2 separate regions of the Homo sapiens genome follow, and region 2 is linked to region 1. Evidence: chromatin contacts called from ENCODE Hi-C or POLR2A ChIA-PET data. All regions are on one chromosome and are shown on one strand. Each heading gives the region's core, a stretch centred on a gene start or an enhancer-like site at or near the end of the contact. The rest is flanking DNA. Distances are from core to core; before and after follow the strand shown.

Region 1 (2,700 bases), core at 102-2,601:
TGGCTCACGCCCGTAATCCTAGTAGCACTTTGGGAGCTGAGGTGGGAGGATCTATTGAGGCCAGGAGTTCGAGACCAGCCTGGGCAACATAGCAAGACTCCACCTCTACAAAAAAATTTTAAAAATAAGCTGGGTATGGTGGCATGCACCTGTAGTCCCAGCTACTTGGGAGGCTAGGACAGGAGGATCGTTTGAGCCCAGGAATTCAAGGCTGCAGTGAGCTATGATTGCACCACTGCACTCCAGCCTGGGCAACAGTAAGACCCTGCCTCTAAAATTAAAAAAATAAATAAATAAATAACAAATAATGGCACACATTTACCTACATAACAAACCTGGTCATCCTGCACATGTACCCCTGAACTTAAAATATAAGTTGGAAATAAATTTTTTTTTCTTTATTTTAAATGTAACATTTTTTCTCCTTCTTATAATGCCCATAGCTTTGACTTTTTTAAAAAAAAATCTGATTTTGAGGTTGCTAAAATATGTTCAAAGTATAATGTTAAGTTTCTCCAGCTGAAATATTTTTTTCTGAACATATTTTATTCCTTCAGTCCCAAAAGGAAAATTACACCTCACAGATAACTTATGCTTTGTTAAATGCTGACCCTTGTAAGTTTTTCATTATTTTTGAAATGATTAAGATATATAATTTACAGAATTGGAAATTGTAATTTTTAAATGTACTGAGAAACTTTAACCCTATTATAATTATTCTGCAAATCTTTTAAGGATACTATAGTCAGTACAACTAGATGAAAAACTCTGATAGATTGGGAAATATAGAGGATCATTTATAAGCCTTGATTTTTTTGTCTTGTGTTTCCCACCCACTCACTCGCTATGTCCCTCTAGTCTCAGAGCGATTTTCTACCCTGGGTTCATGGGAATTGGGAAGGACACTGTTTGATTCATTCTATGAAACTACTAGGGATTTTGAAAAAGGCAAGACGGGCCAGTTGTGTCACTTCCTGTCGTCTGATCAAAAGTTTGATGAAGAAAAGAAAGTAACTGAGAGCTGCTGCCAGGCAGCAGGCAGTTGCCTGGTGATGACCCCGGGTTTCCAGTGCTAGTCTGGTTCCCAGTGTGGCCAGTCAAGTCCCTCTGACCTCTGGGCTCCTTAGAAGTCCCTGGTGCTGGCTGCGCTGCACGGGGTCCGCTCAAGAGCCTGGCCTTTTGGAACAAAGACGGCTTTTGGATGCTGGATCAGGCTGCAGATGAAATCCCAACTGGCTCCTGAGTGTTTGGGTCCTATCTATGCTTAGTTTTCTGGGTCTGTCAATCAGTTTCATTTCCCATCCACAGGATCTCAATAGGCGTGAGAAGCAAGAGGGCCTGATGCGTGGAGCACATGAGTCATTCCCCTACTGGATAGTTGACTGGATAGTTGTGTATACCAATAGGAAATCGACTGTTGAAGAAGAGGAACAGATTCCTGGTGAATAAAGTAGAAGAGGCAGGGATATGGACATTTGCTGCATTAGTCCAGCAACGATGTATTAAGCTGTGCCCAAGCTGGGTCTTGTGCTGTGAATACAGATTGAAAACCCAGGCCTTGGTTATGAACCCTCAGCATGGAGCCGGGTGGGGCATCAAGGATCAGGGGCAAGTGAACCTGGGGCAGGTGTTCTGGGCAAAGCAGGAGCAGGGGCAAAGGCAAGGAAGGGAAAGGGGCGAGAGTCCACCTGGGTCCTACCTTGATCTTTAGATGGGAAGTGGGAGAGTTGATGGGGGGAGGGGGAGAAATTGTGGGCTGGGTCCCCACTGGGCAGGGCGGGCTGTGTGGCGTGGGAGTTAAGAACCTGGGCACCAGGGTTCAGATCTCTTCTCTGCCACCTACCTGCTGTATAACCATGAGCAGTCAACGGACTTCCCTAAAGCCTCGACTTCCTCATCTGTAAATTAGGGGCTAGGTAGTGGCAGGTGTTTAAGTTCTAGAGGGAACTTGGATAGTCAGAATTACTCTGGAGAAGTCCTTAAGGAACGCATGAGGTTGAGTGGCCTTGGTTCTGTGGGCACAGCTTCACCCACCGGAGAGGGAGGCCTGTGGGGCCAGTGCAGGATCCATTCTGCTGTGAAGGTGGAGACTGGAAAATAGGCTGGGCCCCCAACGTGTTCCTCCCTCCTTGTTCCCTGCTGGGCTTTATCTCATCCTGCCTCAAGACCCAGTCTCACAGCCCTGTGGCCAGTTCCCAGATTTACTGATGGTTAGGACCCGGAAGACAGTTGGGTGTATCTTCTGGGTAGGGAAGGCTTGGGCTCAGCTTGTGTGAGGGAGGCATGAGTGTCATGGGGCCATGGAGAGAGGGCGAAAAGCCCAGGAAAGGGTTTGTGGAGCACACAGCATGGTGCTTGGCACAAGGTGAGTGGGAAGCAACTGGTAGTTAAAAAACAGGGAGCCTCCCACAGCCACATTGGGGAGTCTTTTTTTTTTTTTTTTCCAGTGGACAGTGGGGCTCTTAGCATGAGAAGGGCATGGTCAGGTCTGTGTTTTATTGTATTATTTATTTATTTATGCACTTAAAATTATAATTTTATTTTAGAACAGATACTACACATCCCTGTTTAAAATGAAAAGGAACCGAAGAATGTACAGAGAATTTCCTTCCTACTCATCTTTGGTCTCCCAGCAGACAACCAAGTCATTAGTTTCTTTTGCATTCCCTCAGAGATATTTTATGTGTGTCGAAGCAAATA
Region 2 (2,700 bases), core at 79-2,578, 52 kb after region 1:
CTGCTGTGCCCTTGGCCCCTCAGAGATCCAGAGGAGAGAGCCAGCTCAGAGCCAGCACTTCTGTAGACTGGCATGCTGGTGCTCTTGCAGGGGTATTGTGGTTGGGAGCCATTAGGGGTCCTCACTGGGGTGCCTTAGACCAGATACCTGGTGAGGCCCAGATATCCCTCCTTCCCATAGGGTCCCCTAGGGCTAGGGTGGAGGACTATCTGTCCTTCCTAGCCCTGAAGATTGCCAGGAATAGAGTTTGCTGACCCTGTTAGGGGCTGACAGTTGAAGTACATACAGGAAGACCTGCCTCTTCCTGAAAGTTTGTTCTGGGAAGGGGAATTTAGAGGGGAAAAGTGAATTAAGTTCTATCATATCTGAGTGTTCTTAAAATGTCAGCTATTGAGCCTCTAGAAATGACACATAAATTCTCTGCTAGGCACAACAGGTAAAGGAGAGTTTCAGAAGTTGTGCCAAGTGCCCCCTCTGGACTGAGCAGCAGGGCCCCAGACCTAAGTCAGACACTGGCTCCACCATCAGAACTCATGACCTTGTGGGACAGAGAGAGCCAAGGAAGTAGAGCACCTGTACACTGGGGGCACTTGAGATAGGGAGGGACCCCAAGGGAGGGTCTGGTTGGCTTTCTTGGAGACATGGAGGGCTCTGAGAAGAAAGAAATAGGTTTACTAAGTGGAAAAGGTAAGGGGAGGGTATTCCCATCAGAGGAAACAGCATATGCAAGGATTGGAAGATGCCATTCCAGACAGTTGGAATGGCAGACTGTTCTGATATTTGACATTTTTGTTCGAATTAGAATTGTCATGAAACAAAAACAGAAACACATCATACCTCCAATGTGTGTTGCTGCCATTTTGATGAACTATCAATCTCTTGCATGTACCTCCAGGCCTCTGCTGTGCCTGTCAGGGAGGGCTGTCCCCATGATGCCTGGGAAAATGGCTATGTCTCTGCCAGCCACAGACCAGCATGGGACATTTCGCTGGCTGCACCATGTGTGGTGTTTGTCCGTTGCTGGAATGTGCTCAGTTGAGGGGAATTGTTTCATTTGGTCATCCAGGCTCAGGTGAAACAAAAAGAGGCCAATGCAAAAAGCTGCAGCTGATTCCAGGCACCCCCAAAATGTTTTCTACTCAACACTGGCAGCAGTGCGATGTCCCCTCAGCCCTGCCTTTGGTGGTGTCCAACTACAGGAGCTGGATGGCCCTCTGGCTGCCTCTTGGGGCCTGGGAAGCAAAGGAAGCAAGTTCAAATCTGTCACCTGTTTGTAGTTTTCATAATTTTTGATTTGGCATTTTGATCAGTCTGTTTTTGGTCAAGGAAATGCATCCGTATCTCATAACAGGAAACCCCTTTTGTGATCTTTACTTCAAGGCATTTTTCTGTACTTCCCCCTACTTTTTTTTTTTTTTTTTTTTTTTGCTGGCAAATATACAGACCTAGTATGATATGTGTGTCTTATTAAAAGTTCAACATAATTCATTGCCATTGGTTTGTTTACAAAATAAACAATTCCAGGGCCTTCCAACAATTGAGGCTCCTTTTTTTTTTTTTTTTTTAAATCTTCCTTGGGGCTGGAACTGTGGTGAGAAGATGGAGAAGGACCCAAGTTTGGGAGAAGTCACGTGGTTCCATGCCTGCTTCCTGCCAGAGTCCCAAGCAGGTGACCCAGCAGTCAGCTGGGGAGGCAGACACCCCAGCATGGCCTGGACCCTGCTCTCCTCATTTATGTGAGGGTCTCAGTGGGGTGGTGGGAACCCAGGAAATTCTTGAACCTTCCTCAGCCCATTCATCCTCCTGCCCAGAGTCCCCATGGGAAGTATGTGCATAGGCACTAGCAGAAAAGCAAAAAAGGAATGCTTTCCAGCGTGATGTGGTGGGTTTGGTCCCCAGCCCCAGCCTCAGCTCTTGTGACTGAGTGACCTATAGGGCAGCTTTAACCTTTCCCCTGAGAAAGCACATGTTACCATGGTCCAGAAATCACCCGCTCATCCCAGAAGAGATGGAAGGATAGAGAGTGAGAGATTATCCAGGCCCTGGTACTGGGAGCTGAGCTTGCCTGGCTGCCTTTGGTGGGAGAGGGCCCTGGCAGAGCATGAGATTTCATCATCCTGAGCCCACACTAGGATGTCCCGATGTTGGAATACCCTAAAAGCTCTTCTCTTGGAAAACGTAATCCACGTAGGATCTTGAAATATGACCAGCAGGATGGGGCTTCCTGTCCCTGGTATGCAGAAAGGGTGAGTGGAGGCAGGAGGAAGGATGGTGTCTGAGCTGGCCACCCCATGTAGCTAACACAGTCCAATGCCACTCTGTCCTCATCCTGGCCACCCATAAGCCTTTCTTGTCTCCTCTTTCCCTTCCTACCAAGTCCAGCATTTGCAAGCCATCCTGATGCTGGCCCTTGCTTTTCTCTGTAGCCTCAGCTTTTCTCATTCTTCTACTGATAAAGCAAACTGTAGTTCTCCTGTTTTCTCAGCATACTCACCTTCATGGCCATGCACAGACCTGCAGGGCCTGTGTCTCCTCGTCATCCGCACAGGGGTATATCCATGTGGGCACCTCAGGAGGCAGCTCGAAGGTTACCTCCTCACTGACCTTCCTGCCCTCCACGCTACACACATATGCCCCTCCGTCTGTCTCTCTGGCATGTGACTACCACTGTGACCTTGCTGCAGTTATCCATTGGCCTTT

Evidence for each region. Hi-C counts contacts between places; a loop is a spot of excess contacts on that map. ChIA-PET counts read pairs that join two places held with the same protein, here RNA polymerase II (POLR2A). Pooled maps may share reads with other maps.
Region 2: a loop to region 1 is called in a pooled map, with 4 times the contacts of the local background. The contact joins two enhancer-like sites. A Hi-C loop is called at or near these places in 1 of 168 maps with a recorded cell type or tissue (CD4-positive, alpha-beta T cell), 1 of 37 single-sample maps with no recorded cell type and 4 of 50 pooled maps. POLR2A ChIA-PET finds 5 or more read pairs at or near these places in 4 of 52 experiments (A673, CD4-positive, alpha-beta T cell, Caco-2 and 1 more).

Annotation. Positions count from the first base shown.
Region 1 is chr3:128,242,045-128,244,744 of GRCh38, forward strand. All of the region lies in intron 1 of EEFSEC (eukaryotic elongation factor, selenocysteine-tRNA specific), which reads left to right. Among named protein-coding and RNA genes, the nearest start is that of EEFSEC, 90 kb to the left of the region's middle. Within about 2 kb of position 1,352, at least 2 of the 41 ENCODE cell types and tissues checked have a DNase peak (open chromatin) inside an H3K27ac peak, as active enhancers do.
Region 2 is chr3:128,294,048-128,296,747 of GRCh38, forward strand. The region is part of intron 4 of EEFSEC (eukaryotic elongation factor, selenocysteine-tRNA specific); the gene reads left to right. Among named protein-coding and RNA genes, the nearest start is that of EEFSEC, 140 kb to the left of the region's middle. Within about 2 kb of position 1,329, at least 6 of the 41 ENCODE cell types and tissues checked have a DNase peak (open chromatin) inside an H3K27ac peak, as active enhancers do.